3 separate regions of the Homo sapiens genome follow, and regions 1 and 3 are each linked to region 2. The links are chromatin contacts, found by Hi-C or POLR2A ChIA-PET in ENCODE. All regions are on one chromosome and are shown on one strand. The core of a region is the stretch at or near the end of the contact, and the rest is flanking DNA. Distances in the headings are between cores, read along the strand shown. Region 1 holds the start of CDKN2B-AS1 (CDKN2B and CDKN2A antisense cis and trans regulatory RNA 1). Region 2 holds the start of MIR31HG (MIR31 host gene). Region 3 holds the start of CDKN2A (cyclin dependent kinase inhibitor 2A).

Region 1 (4,455 bases), core at 1-2,500, 430 kb before region 2:
CCACTTCTTCAACTAGGCCACTAGGCCCAAGCGCATGAACAGGAAGCCACTGAGAAGCGGGCCACATTTCCAGGTTCCCGGAGCTGGGCCTAGTCCCGAATCCTCTGGCACACACCCACCCACTCAGGCCGCGGGTCCAGCCCGCGAGGTTTAGGACGGATCCAGGCAGACCGCAGGCTCCGGGTCGGGGCACCGGGTCAGCGCGCCGGCCTGAAGGCGGCGTCCTGGGCTCGACTTCCCGCGCGCGGAGAGCCGGCGAGCCCGCGTCCGAGTTCCTGGACGAGAGCCGAGCCTCGCTTAGACCGCGCTCAGGACCCGGCTCCTCCGCATTCTCCGGCTGCCCCTGTGTCCTCGACTCACCCCTCCTTTCTGCCGCTCCTTCCTTTCCTTGCCCTGCTTTTACTGTTCCCAAACAGGACCGCTTTTCCTGTCTCCCAGCTGGAAAGGAGGAAGGGAGAGAGTCCAGAAAGGATCGGTGATGTGGAAGAAAAGGGGAGGAGGGGACATGGAGGGGGAGACCGGAGAGAGAACGTACGCCGAGGAGTCAGGCGGCGGGATCAAGGGGAGTCGGGGTGTCTGGGCGCGGGGCAGAGCGTGGAGGCGGCAGCGGCCAACGGTCGCCAAGACAACCATTCTACGCGAGGACGCGGCGACAGGAGGGGAGCGGCCAGCAGGGGAGGGGAGCGCGGGGGAAGAGGAAAGAGGAAGAAGCGCTCAGATGCTCCGCGGCTGTCGTGAAGGTTAAAACCGAAAATAAAAATGGGCTAGACACAAAGGACTCGGTGCTTGTCCCAGCCAGGCGCCCTCGGCGACGCGGGCAGCTGGGAGGGGAATGGGCGCCCGGACCCAGCTGGGACCCCCGGGTGCGACTCCACCTACCTAGTCCGGCGCCAGGCCGGGTCGACAGCTCCGGCAGCGCCAGCGCCGCGCCGTGTCCAGATGTCGCGTCAGAGGCGTGCAGCGGTTTAGTTTAATTTCGCTTGTTTTCCAAATCTAGAAGAGGAGCGGAGCGGCTTTTAGTTCAAAACTGACATTCAGCCTCCTGATTGGCGGATAGAGCAATGAGATGACCTCGCTTTCCTTTCTTCCTTTTTCATTTTTAAATAATCTAGTTTGAAGAATGGAAGACTTTCGACGAGGGGAGCCAGGAATAAAATAAGGGGAATAGGGGAGCGGGGACGCGAGCAGCACCAGAATCCGCGGGAGCGCGGCTGTTCCTGGTAGGGCCGTGTCAGGTGACGGATGTAGCTAGGGGGCGAGCTGCCTGGAGTTGCGTTCCAGGCGTCCGGCCCCTGGGCCGTCACCGCGGGGCGCCCGCGCTGAGGGTGGGAAGATGGTGGTGGGGGTGGGGGCGCACACAGGGCGGGAAAGTGGCGGTAGGCGGGAGGGAGAGGAACGCGGGCCCTGAGCCGCCCGCGCGCGCGCCTCCCTACGGGCGCCTCCGGCAGCCCTTCCCGCGTGCGCAGGGCTCAGAGCCGTTCCGAGATCTTGGAGGTCCGGGTGGGAGTGGGGGTGGGGTGGGGGTGGGGGTGAAGGTGGGGGGCGGGCGCGCTCAGGGAAGGCGGGTGCGCGCCTGCGGGGCGGAGATGGGCAGGGGGCGGTGCGTGGGTCCCAGTCTGCAGTTAAGGGGGCAGGAGTGGCGCTGCTCACCTCTGGTGCCAAAGGGCGGCGCAGCGGCTGCCGAGCTCGGCCCTGGAGGCGGCGAGAACATGGTGCGCAGGTTCTTGGTGACCCTCCGGATTCGGCGCGCGTGCGGCCCGCCGCGAGTGAGGGTTTTCGTGGTTCACATCCCGCGGCTCACGGGGGAGTGGGCAGCGCCAGGGGCGCCCGCCGCTGTGGCCCTCGTGCTGATGCTACTGAGGAGCCAGCGTCTAGGGCAGCAGCCGCTTCCTAGAAGACCAGGTAGGAAAGGCCCTCGAAAAGTCCGGGGCGCATTCGGCACTTGTTTTGTTTGGTGTGATTTCGTAAACAGATAATTCGTCTCTAGCCCAGGCTAGGAGGAGGAGGAGATAACCGCCGGTGGAGGCTTCCCCATTCGGGTTACAACGACTTAGACATGTGGTTCTCGCAGTACCATTGAACCTGGACCTCCCTTCACACAGCCCCTCAATCGTGGGAAACTGAGGCGAACAGAGCTTCTAAACCCACCTCAGAAGTCAGTGAGTCCCGAATATCCTGGGTGGGAATGACTAAGACACACACACACACACACACACACACACACACACACACACACACACAGTAGGAAAGGTGTATTTCAAGCACACTTTCTTTCTCCTTGGGGAGAATTATTGCTAACCATCTAAGTTTTCTGGAGGCGGCCTTTTTTCTCCCCAGCCTCCCGGCGGGGTCACCCTCTCCCACCTTCCAGGAGAGTGGAGGACCCGTGAGATACGGGGCACGCAGGCAGCGACTTCCTGAAATGCTAACAAGGATCGTAGGATCAGTTACTGCTGCGAGGAGCAAGCACTTGCTTCTTGGGGGAGTTTTGCAGCCAACAGGGAAATGGGCTTTCTTTGTGAGTTAGAGGTAGAGGTCCGGCGGCCTGAGTGATTGAAACTGCTCGGGACAATGCTCGTATGTTTAGCAAACGACAGAACTGTAGAACTGTTCCTGAGAAATCCCAACTGATAGTATTTTAGTCATCTCAGACGACAGTTAGCACAGTTTAAAAATGAGGCCTACTTCTTGAAAAACAGAATCCAAGGTAGTTTTGTCCTCACATTGACAAATGTTGACACAGCCAGTGTAATTTCCTATAACCAGGAAAACTGAAAGAATATATGTACAGTTAAAATATGTACAATGCTAATTAAAACTTGTGTAATAAGTCTAAAAGTAATTTAATGAGGCTTCACTTTTATGACCGTCCTTGTGGTATGCTTCGCCAGGAATATATAGCTTCAAAAAGCAAAGGCCAGCGGAGGGGTAATTATTTTTTTACTGCAATGTTAATTGTCTCTTTGACATGGAAATATAAACCTGTTAAAACTATCAGTGTTTAATTTAGTGTCTCAATTTCTATTAGCAAAAATTTATAATCTATAGGATAAATGCACATTTTATTTTTTACTTTTCATATTATGCAAGTTAATTTTTTTAATTTAGTCAAAGGAGCTTATAAAGGATTTCAGGGCCTGTTGCTGGATTTGATTTTAATTCATTTTGAAACATTGACAAGACCCTGGTTGTTGTTTTTTTTAACAGTGGTTTATCCGTATCAGCAAAAGTTTAGCCACTGTGACCGGTAACTGTATGAATATAGTTCTTAATATTATTGTCTATATAAAAATATTTATTACTCTAGTTAATATTATTCTATATAAAATCATTTTGTTTAAATTATTAAGTTGCCTCTGAAAATCTGTAGTAACAAAGTAGAACATGTCAATGTATATAAATGCCATAATTATGTATTTTTTAGTTTAGGCCTATAAAACATAACATTGTGGTGATTTTAAGTTAGAGAAAATATTTTATAGTATGTTAATGTATATGCATGAAATGCAAAAATATTTAAATGATAGGTTCATTGAAATAGATCATTTTTTGTTATTTAGGTATAAATCAATTTTCAGGACGTATGTGAAAAGCGCAATCTTCAGGAAGTTTCTCAAGATAGAACACAGCTTGGATAGAATGTCTTGAAATATATGCAATTTTCCAATTTCATATGTAAAATGATATACATAATATAAAATCTAGCGGTGTTAATTATAATGATATGTAATTATATATTTCACATTAATATATTTTATGCCCATGGCTATATTGATTTGGGAATATATATGGATACTAATTATGTTAGGATTCATACAATTCCTTGAGAGGCACAAGTGCTAAAAATTACTTGTATGAATTATTTAATATCATTGCAAATAAGATGTTATTTTAACTTTTTTTAAGTTTCTGCAAATATGTTTATTATGACTTTTTATTTTTATATGATTGGAAATACATATACTAAAATTCCACGTTACCAGTTTCTTAACCACAGAAACCTGAAAAATTGCCATAGTTGATTTGTTACTTCTACCTTGGTGCATTTACAAAATAGTCATATTTTTATTATGAAGTTAAATATTCATTTGTTTATAGCTACTTCAGAAGGCTCAGGTTATTTTTTTCTTTAATAGCACAGAGTCCTCTCAAGGTAAGCACTGTGCAGTTAGTATAAACCATTATTCCCCATGTGTACATGATTCACAGTTTGTATTGTGTTCCAAGTGAACCATAGCCCTTTCAGAAATCAAGACTTATATTCATTTTACTTCTTTGAGTACTCTTGAATTTTAGAAAGTCCATTATGATCCTAAGGTAGCAACAACATAGCCTATTACCGTCTATGATGGTTTACAGATCTATTATTCCACGTTAGTTCATCACTATCAACTACCATGATAGAGTTAAGCTAAACCATTTTCCCAACATATGAAAAACTCCTATTACTAAAGT
Region 2 (4,518 bases), core at 56-2,555:
CTTTCTTATAGTCCTTGGACTCAAATCTTCATGCAAATACAATTTATATAATCAATTATATTTGACTTGTGTTTTTTAAAGTGGCTAAGGAAATGAGTACCAACTTATTAGGGAATATTTGATGAATATTTTTCGTTTTGGTTGAACAAATGACTACGTAGAGTTATATTTACTTCAAAATCAATAAAATACCACTATTAACCTTGCTCTGACGCTCCCACCCCCACCCTTCAACTCGTAGAATATTTTTTGGTGGTAACTAGACTGACCTTTGCCAAAATGTAATTACATTCAGAGAGAAATACAATTTTCCCCTTCAAATCCAGGTGAAAGGCTACCATGCTGGGCTTGCGGAGGGCATAGTTGAGTAGGACAGCCAGAACTTCTGGCTAGGTCATCGGGTCGGATTACCCTGCCATGTACCCCTCAGTATTTACTTCCAGAGATGGGCAACTTACTATAGTCTTCATGTTTAAGGAATTCAAACCCAAATGAAAAGTGTTGTGAAAGCATAAATATCTCTGCTTGTATACTACAGTACTGAATATGAAACCACATATTGCAATAAAAATAACTAACGATGGCCCATGCATTTCACAAGGCGCTCTCATACACCTGAAGGGGCAGTGGAAAGGTTCAGAGCACCCAGGCTGTCCCAAAGAGGGCGGAATCAAATCTGGGCGCAGGTGGGTACCCGGAAAAAATTCTTGGTGGAGATGGCATCTGAGAGAGGCGTCGAAGGACACGGAGGGTTGAGGATAGGAGAGAGGCCACTCCAGATGGAAAAACACCCTCGTTTTCCAAATGCCAGTTATACCACGGGGCCTGTGATAGCCGCCACGTTTCTAGAAGACCCCTAGAAGAGCAGGGGTCCGACCAAGGAAGTACTTCCGCTGTTCAATTTGCTAAGTTTGCATTCGGAGAGTACAAGGGCGAGCTCTGGCTCTTGCAGGTGGACTCCCTCTCCCTTAGCTCTGACTGCGAGAAGCTCCCACCCGCAAAGGGCTACTGTGCCAAAAGCGAGCGTAGTGGCCGCCGCTTCCCCCACAAAATTCCGTCACTCGGGAGCTGCGTTGCAGTGGAGAAACCTGGGTCCCGTCCGGGCCCAAGGGAGGAGGCTCAGCACGGCCGCTCCCGCAGCCCCGTCCAGGCGCCTCTTCCCTCCCCCTCCTTTCCGCGGCGGTCGCGGCGGCGGCTGGAGCGGGAGCCGGGGGCGGCGAGGGGCGGAGCCGGGGCGGAGCCACGGCGCTGGCGGCCCCGGCGGCGGCGGCAGGTGTGGATGGGGCGAAGGTGCGGGAACGTCCACTCCCGCGCGCCCCTCTCGGGGACCAGGGCGGCCTCCCAGGAGGAGCTTGGTGAGCAGCTGCGACCTGTGCATAACTTGGGGCGCCGCCAGGGGCTCGCAGGTTCCACGTCCGGCGCCTGGAGAAGGAAGACGCGCGTCCCCGGCCGCGGCGCCGAAGCCGGCTGGGGGACCGCCTGGTCCCGGGCCAGAGCTGGGAGGCGGTGTTCCGTGAGCCGCCTGGTCTGGGGTGCGGGGGGCGGGAAGCGGCCCCTTCGTGTGCGCTTGGGCGAGGCCGGGCGGCGCTTCTGTCCTCCTACTCGGACCCGCAGGTAAGCTGGGAGAGCCTTGGTCCCGCTGCGCGCTGAGCTGGCTAGGGAGGCGCCCCTCAAGGAGTTGAGGAGGCTTCGGGGCCTGGGCACACGGCAGTGGGCACACGGCAGTCGACACCCGGGTCCGAGGACCGCCGGCGCCCGTTGGCGCCCAAACGAGGATGCGCCGCGGGGTCCGGCGCATCCCGGAGCGCCGGCCGCCCTTGGCTCTTCGCGGAACCGCCGCCTCCTCTTGTCCAAATCTCAGGTCGTCATCCTGGCCCGAAGTCACAGGTTCGCTCTCTGTCCCTAAACCTCGAGGAAGGAGTTGTGTGTGTCCATGAGCGTGTTGGCGGAGAGCGCTTTCATACAGCGATGTTTGAGTTGAGCTCATTTTACCACCTAAAATTACTGTCACTTTAAAACTTAACTAAGCTTTCCCTTCTTAGAAGAGAAATTAGGCTTGTGGTTTACACCCATGGCTAGTAGGATTAAAGTTTGTTTTTGCCCTGTACAGCTGAGAAAATGTTTTGTAAAATCCTGAATTTTCCAACAGTACTTCTAAAAGAGCCTCCGATTCTCCAGCGAGACAATGGCAGTCATTAAAAAAAACACAGCGGAAATGTTCACTTAGAGCGGCTTCACTAGGAGAGAAGTTAAGGAAACCTTAGGCAAAAGTGACCCCTTAATTGACACCTTACAGGACCGTTTTTTTGACCTTGTATTAGTGGTAATAGGACTAAGAATGACAGCTCAAGAACTATACCTGGTTTGGAACTGAGGCTGTGGCCAGACGCCCCTCACTTTCCGGGGACCTCTAGTTTCTGGAATCGGGCCTTTGAACTTCCTTATTGAAATCCTGGCAGCTTTGAAGTGAAATTAGGAAAATGATCCTATTTATTCGCTGGAGTTTATTAACTCTGCATTAAAGTGTTTATCTCCTGGGCCAAAATTGAAACAATATTGTATTTTGCATTTTGTTTTAAATAAATTTTTACCAATTCAGGTAAAAATTGGATTTGAAAATGACAGTTAAGTCTAGGTTTATTTGTTGTCGAGTTTTGTATGAGGGGGCTGACTTTTAAGTTGTTTTTTAAAGTCCAATCCTGGTTATTTTTCATTGTCTTCAGAGGTTAATCTTTAGGTGAGAACTTTATCTTGATTTTAAGGCAAAAAAAGTAAAAAAGGCAGTGATTTAAGTCACCCAAAGAACTATAGTTCCTCCTTTCTCTTTTTTTCCTTAACTTGAGACAGAGCTTCCTGAAAATTGGGCAGCTGCTTTAATCTTATCATATAAAAAATGTTTCAAGTTGAATTTGGGGCCCTAAAATGGAAAATTTTGATTTGTGTTTGTTTTAATAGAATCATTAGACCTTATGGAATTATCAGCTTGGAGTGTTTATTTTCTATTTATACCATATTACTACTTTGTTGTACATGTTAATATTGCTTAGATGATAGGTAAATGTTTAGAGAAACCAGACTTTAATAAAGTACAGAATTATTCATTGGATGAAATTTTATAATTTTTCAGTCTTATAAATTCTGAAAAGTGTATAACAGAGACAAAGTGTTTAACCTATAATGTGGATTGTTGGCCCTTTTTGGAATTTTAAACGAGAAGGGAGGTATGAAATGCTTTATTCTATATTTAAGCATCTTTTTAGAAGTGGAAATAAATTGGAGGATCACTTTTATGTACAGTGTAATGGCTAGATAGCTATTCTAGAAACTACAACAAATGCTTGAGGAAGTAAAATTAGAAGGTAGTATAAAATTGTGTATTATATTTTTACAATTTCAAGGAGATTGCATACTTATAAATTTCATATCCTCAAGTGAAGAGTGTTGAACTGAATAAAATAGAATTTTTCTACATACCATGTTTTTCTCAGATTAAAAAAAATAGTCATCTTGGTTTGCCTAAAAAACTAAGCTGTAGTTAAATTTGGTTGGTACGTATTTGGGATAATTAAAAATACTTTAATTCATGTACTTTAACAGTTCTTTTCTTCAGTAACAGGTTTTTATAAGAAATGTTTTACTTGAAACATTGACATTTAATGACAGATGTCATTATATTTTTCATATAATTGCCACAGTTTTTCTTCATTGTGTGTATCTAGGTAGCTTTGGCATATAAACATCGGGGGGGCTCTAAACAAATTTTAACTGTAAAAAAGCAAGAGATGCAATCCCAGATTATTAACATTTGAGGAATGAAATCCAGCTTTAAGATAAAATGGCTTTTTGAAGACACTTTAAAATACATATAATGATAGGATTCTTAGAGAGTAATGTTTTTGGTAGTTCTTTTAATCATAAAATGAATTAACAAAAGAATTGATGCTTAAGTTTGAACAGCTTCTTGGTTTCACAACTATTTCCTTAGAAATAATCTCCCAAGTGATTCAGAAATTTTTATGGAAGTGAGGAAAAAAAACAGCAACTTTTGTTGGATCTAGGGTAGGTCAATCTTAACTAAGAAACAGCGAAATTTGATCTTTGTGTTATAAACTGTAGTTTCACTGAGGACTTCTTAACTATGTCATCTTTTTAAATACAATTAAGTGTTTAGAAAGTAAGTCAGTTATTTTATTTGTACAATATAAGTGCTTGCTGTATTTATGGATATTGAGGCTTTTTTATCCACATCTTATGTGAGAAGGCAGTCCAGGAAATTATTAAAATAATTTTGGTAAGAGTCTAGATGAAGGGGAAAAATCGATTGTATATATGTGTGCTGGTTTGCAGTATGGAGGGGAGTAAAAAGAGTCTGAGAACAAAACTTACTTTCGGACTTCCTAGAAGTTTCTGCTTTATTATGTAATTGAATTTTTTTGTCAGGATGTAGTTATTGGTTGTACTAAAATACAGCAGACAACAGAAAAAATAAATCTCATTTGAAAATCCTTAATCATGGCT
Region 3 (4,577 bases), core at 1,220-3,719, 420 kb before region 2:
TGATGGAAATGTGTTCCCTCCCTCCCATCCTGGCAACCACTTTCTTCCTCCTCCATCATAAAATATCTTAAACTAAACTAAAATAATTTTATTTATCGATAGTTTGAATTTTCCCTATCATTGCTACACAGCTAATTGAGAGGTACCCCGAGGAAAATATAAATGGTACAGTAATGCATTGTAGATTTTAATAACATACTTGACATCCCAAATTGTTTTCATTGGCTTCATTTTAAAAACTACATGTTTTAAAATCAAGCAGACACTAAAAGTACAAGATATACTGGGTCTACAAGGTTTAAGTCAACCAGGGATTGAAATATAACTTTTAAACAGAGCTGGATTATCCAGTAGGCAGATTAAGCATGTGCTTAAGGCATCAGCAAAGTCTGAGCAATCCATTTTTTAAAACGTAGTACATGTTTTTGATAAGCTTAAAAAGTAGTAGTCACAGGAAAAATTAGAACTTTTACCTCCTTGCGCTTGTTATACTCTTTAGTGCTGTTTAACTTTTCTTTGTAAGTGAGGGTGGTGGAGGGTGCCCATAATCTTTTCAGGGAGTAAGTTCTTCTTGGTCTTTCTTTCTTTCTTTCTTTCTTTTTTTCTTGAGACCAAGTTTCGCTCTTGTCTCCCAGGCTGGAGTGCAATGGCGCGATCTCGGCTCACTGCAACCTCCGCCTTCTCCTGGGTTCAAGCGATTCTCCTACATCAGCCTCCGAGTAGCTGGGATTACAGGCATGCGCCACCAAGCCCCGCTAATTTTGTATTTTTTAGTAGAGACAGGGTTTCGCCATGTTGGTCAGGCTTGTCTCGAACTCCTGGCCTCAGGTGATCCGCCTGTCTCGGCCTCCCAGAATGCTGGGATTATAGACGTGAGCCACCGCATCCGGACTTTCCTTTTATGTAATAGTGATAATTCTATCCAAAGCATTTTTTTTTTTTTTTTTGAGTCGGAGTCTCATTCTGTCACCCAGGCTGGAGGGTGGTGGCGCGATCTCGGCTTACTGCAACCTCTGCCTCCCGGGTTCAAGCGATTCTCCTGCCTCAGCCTCCTGAGTAGCTGGAATTACACACGTGCGCCACCATGGCCAGCTAATTTTTGTATTTTTAGTAGAGACGGGGTGTCACCATTTTGGCCAAGCTGGCCTCGAACTCCTGACCTCAGGTGATCTGCCCGCCTCGGCTTCCCAAAGTGCTGGGATTACAGGTGTGAGCCACCGCGTCCTGCTCCAAAGCATTTTCTTTCTATGCCTCAAAACAAGATTGCAAGCCAGTCCTCAAAGCGGATAATTCAAGAGCTAACAGGTATTAGCTTAGGATGTGTGGCACTGTTCTTAAGGCTTATATGTATTAATACATCATTTAAACTCACAACAACCCCTATAAAGCAGGGGGCACTCATATTCCCTTCCCCCTTTATAATTACGAAAAATGCAAGGTATTTTCAGTAGGAAAGAGAAATGTGAGAAGTGTGAAGGAGACAGGACAGTATTTGAAGCTGGTCTTTGGATCACTGTGCAACTCTGCTTCTAGAACACTGAGCACTTTTTCTGGTCTAGGAATTATGACTTTGAGAATGGAGTCCGTCCTTCCAATGACTCCCTCCCCATTTTCCTATCTGCCTACAGGCAGAATTCTCCCCCGTCCGTATTAAATAAACCTCATCTTTTCAGAGTCTGCTCTTATACCAGGCAATGTACACGTCTGAGAAACCCTTGCCCCAGACAGCCGTTTTACACGCAGGAGGGGAAGGGGAGGGGAAGGAGAGAGCAGTCCGACTCTCCAAAAGGAATCCTTTGAACTAGGGTTTCTGACTTAGTGAACCCCGCGCTCCTGAAAATCAAGGGTTGAGGGGGTAGGGGGACACTTTCTAGTCGTACAGGTGATTTCGATTCTCGGTGGGGCTCTCACAACTAGGAAAGAATAGTTTTGCTTTTTCTTATGATTAAAAGAAGAAGCCATACTTTCCCTATGACACCAAACACCCCGATTCAATTTGGCAGTTAGGAAGGTTGTATCGCGGAGGAAGGAAACGGGGCGGGGGCGGATTTCTTTTTAACAGAGTGAACGCACTCAAACACGCCTTTGCTGGCAGGCGGGGGAGCGCGGCTGGGAGCAGGGAGGCCGGAGGGCGGTGTGGGGGGCAGGTGGGGAGGAGCCCAGTCCTCCTTCCTTGCCAACGCTGGCTCTGGCGAGGGCTGCTTCCGGCTGGTGCCCCCGGGGGAGACCCAACCTGGGGCGACTTCAGGGGTGCCACATTCGCTAAGTGCTCGGAGTTAATAGCACCTCCTCCGAGCACTCGCTCACGGCGTCCCCTTGCCTGGAAAGATACCGCGGTCCCTCCAGAGGATTTGAGGGACAGGGTCGGAGGGGGCTCTTCCGCCAGCACCGGAGGAAGAAAGAGGAGGGGCTGGCTGGTCACCAGAGGGTGGGGCGGACCGCGTGCGCTCGGCGGCTGCGGAGAGGGGGAGAGCAGGCAGCGGGCGGCGGGGAGCAGCATGGAGCCGGCGGCGGGGAGCAGCATGGAGCCTTCGGCTGACTGGCTGGCCACGGCCGCGGCCCGGGGTCGGGTAGAGGAGGTGCGGGCGCTGCTGGAGGCGGGGGCGCTGCCCAACGCACCGAATAGTTACGGTCGGAGGCCGATCCAGGTGGGTAGAGGGTCTGCAGCGGGAGCAGGGGATGGCGGGCGACTCTGGAGGACGAAGTTTGCAGGGGAATTGGAATCAGGTAGCGCTTCGATTCTCCGGAAAAAGGGGAGGCTTCCTGGGGAGTTTTCAGAAGGGGTTTGTAATCACAGACCTCCTCCTGGCGACGCCCTGGGGGCTTGGGAAGCCAAGGAAGAGGAATGAGGAGCCACGCGCGTACAGATCTCTCGAATGCTGAGAAGATCTGAAGGGGGGAACATATTTGTATTAGATGGAAGTATGCTCTTTATCAGATACAAAATTTACGAACGTTTGGGATAAAAAGGGAGTCTTAAAGAAATGTAAGATGTGCTGGGACTACTTAGCCTCCAATTCACAGATACCTGGATGGAGCTTATCTTTCTTACTAGGAGGGATTATCAGTGGAAATCTGTGGTGTATGTTGGAATAAATATCGAATATAAATTTTGATCGAAATTATTCAGAAGCGGCCGGGCGCGGTGCCTCACGCCTTGTAATCCCTTCACTTTGGGAGATCAAGGCGGGGGGAATCACCTGAGGTCGGGAGTTCGAGACCAGCCTGGCCAACAGGTGAAACCTCGCCTCTACTAAAAATACAAAAAGTAGCCGGGGGTGGTGGCAGGCGCCTGTAATCCCAGCTACTCGGGAGGTTGAGGCAGGAGAATCGCTTGAACCCGGGAGGCTGAGGTTGTAGTGAACAGCGAGATGGAGCCACTTCACTCCAGCCTGGGTGACAGAGTGAGACTTTGTCGAAAGAAAGAAAGAGAGAAAGAGAGAGAGAAAAATTATTCAGAAGCAACTACATATTGTGTTTATTTTTAACTGAGTAGGGCAAATAAATATATGTTTGCTGTAGGAACTTAGGAAATAATGAGCCACATTCATGTGATCATTCCAGAGGTAATATGTAGTTACCATTTTGGGAATATCTGCTAACATTTTTGCTCTTTTACTATCTTTAGCTTACTTGATATAGTTTATTTGTGATAAGAGTTTTCAATTCCTCATTTTTGAACAGAGGTGTTTCTCCTCTCCCTACTCCTGTTTTGTGAGGGAGTTAGGGGAGGATTTAAAAGTAATTAATACATGGGTAACTTAGCATCTCTAAAATTTTGCCAACAGCTTGAACCCGGGAGTTTGGCTTTGTAGTCCTACAATATCTTAGAAGAGACCTTATTTGTTTAAAAACAAAAAGGAAAAAGAAAAGTGGATAGTTTTGACAATTTTTAATGGAGACGGGAGAAGAACATGTAGAAAAGGGGAAATGATGTTGGCTTAGAATCCTAACTACATTGGTGTTTAATATAGGAACATTTATTTATATAACATTTTAAAGTACTAAATTCATATTAGTATATTATCAAATGGATATATTATCAAATGGGTTTAAGCATCCTACACATTTTAATTCAATTGATTCATTTTCTTTTTGCTTTGGATTTCTATCATGATTTAAATATTTACATATGGGTTACTTTTTAGATTTTTCATACTATGAAATATAAGAAAAACCTTTAAGGCTAGTTTTATGACCAAGACGAAGGACTTCATTGAATACACAAAACAATAAATATACTGCAACATTTTGTCTTTCTTTTTGTAGCTGCAATTTGGTTTGCTTATACTTTCTCTTTGTCTCTTTGAAAACTGAGTCAGTTTCACTTTCTCAGGACAGGATTTAATAACCATAATATAATTTAGTATAATTCCTTGATTTAGGCAAATTATGCAATTTGTGTTTAGTATGAAATGTACCTAAAAATAAGTAACTCCTCTTTAACACCACCATCCTCAAACTAATATAACAAATAACAGTTATCCTAAAATAAATTGTCTACTTCCACCATGCAGCACTCAAATTTTAAGGTTGCTATGACTGCAGACAGTATTTTAAAATTCCTCTCTGGAAAT

The links. Hi-C counts contacts between places; a loop is a spot of excess contacts on that map. ChIA-PET counts read pairs that join two places held with the same protein, here RNA polymerase II (POLR2A). Pooled maps may share reads with other maps.
Region 1: a loop to region 2 is called in a map of IMR-90, with 3 times the contacts of the local background. The contact joins the promoter of CDKN2B-AS1 here to the promoter of MIR31HG in region 2. A Hi-C loop is called at or near these places in 4 of 168 maps with a recorded cell type or tissue (Calu3, IMR-90, ascending aorta and 1 more) and 10 of 50 pooled maps. POLR2A ChIA-PET finds 5 or more read pairs at or near these places in 1 of 52 experiments (HEK293).
Region 3: a loop to region 2 is called in a map of CD8-positive, alpha-beta T cell, with 4 times the contacts of the local background. The contact joins the promoter of CDKN2A here to the promoter of MIR31HG in region 2. A Hi-C loop is called at or near these places in 4 of 168 maps with a recorded cell type or tissue (CD8-positive, alpha-beta T cell, ascending aorta, chondrocyte and 1 more) and 5 of 50 pooled maps.

What each region holds. Positions count from the first base shown.
Region 1 is chr9:21,991,586-21,996,040 of GRCh38, reverse strand. It overlaps CDKN2B-AS1 (CDKN2B and CDKN2A antisense cis and trans regulatory RNA 1), which reads right to left and starts at 1,250. Exons shown (of 19, transcript NR_003529.4): 1 at 880-1,250. LOC124902130 (a long non-coding RNA gene) reads left to right here and starts at 2,013. Exons shown (of 2, transcript XR_007061436.1): 1 at 2,013-2,155; 2 at 3,561-4,455. It also overlaps a transcript of CDKN2A not described here. RefSeq lists silencers at 797-996, 1,317-1,576.
Region 2 is chr9:21,556,585-21,561,102 of GRCh38, reverse strand. It overlaps MIR31HG (MIR31 host gene), which reads left to right and starts at 1,305. Exons shown (of 3, transcript NR_152879.1): 1 at 1,305-1,614. RefSeq lists an enhancer at 1,744-2,530.
Region 3 is chr9:21,972,749-21,977,325 of GRCh38, reverse strand. CDKN2A (cyclin dependent kinase inhibitor 2A) reads left to right here and starts at 2,469. Exons shown (of 3, transcript NM_000077.5): 1 at 2,469-2,648. The coding sequence starts at 2,499. RefSeq lists an enhancer at 1,912-1,961 and silencers at 2,142-2,241, 2,462-2,511.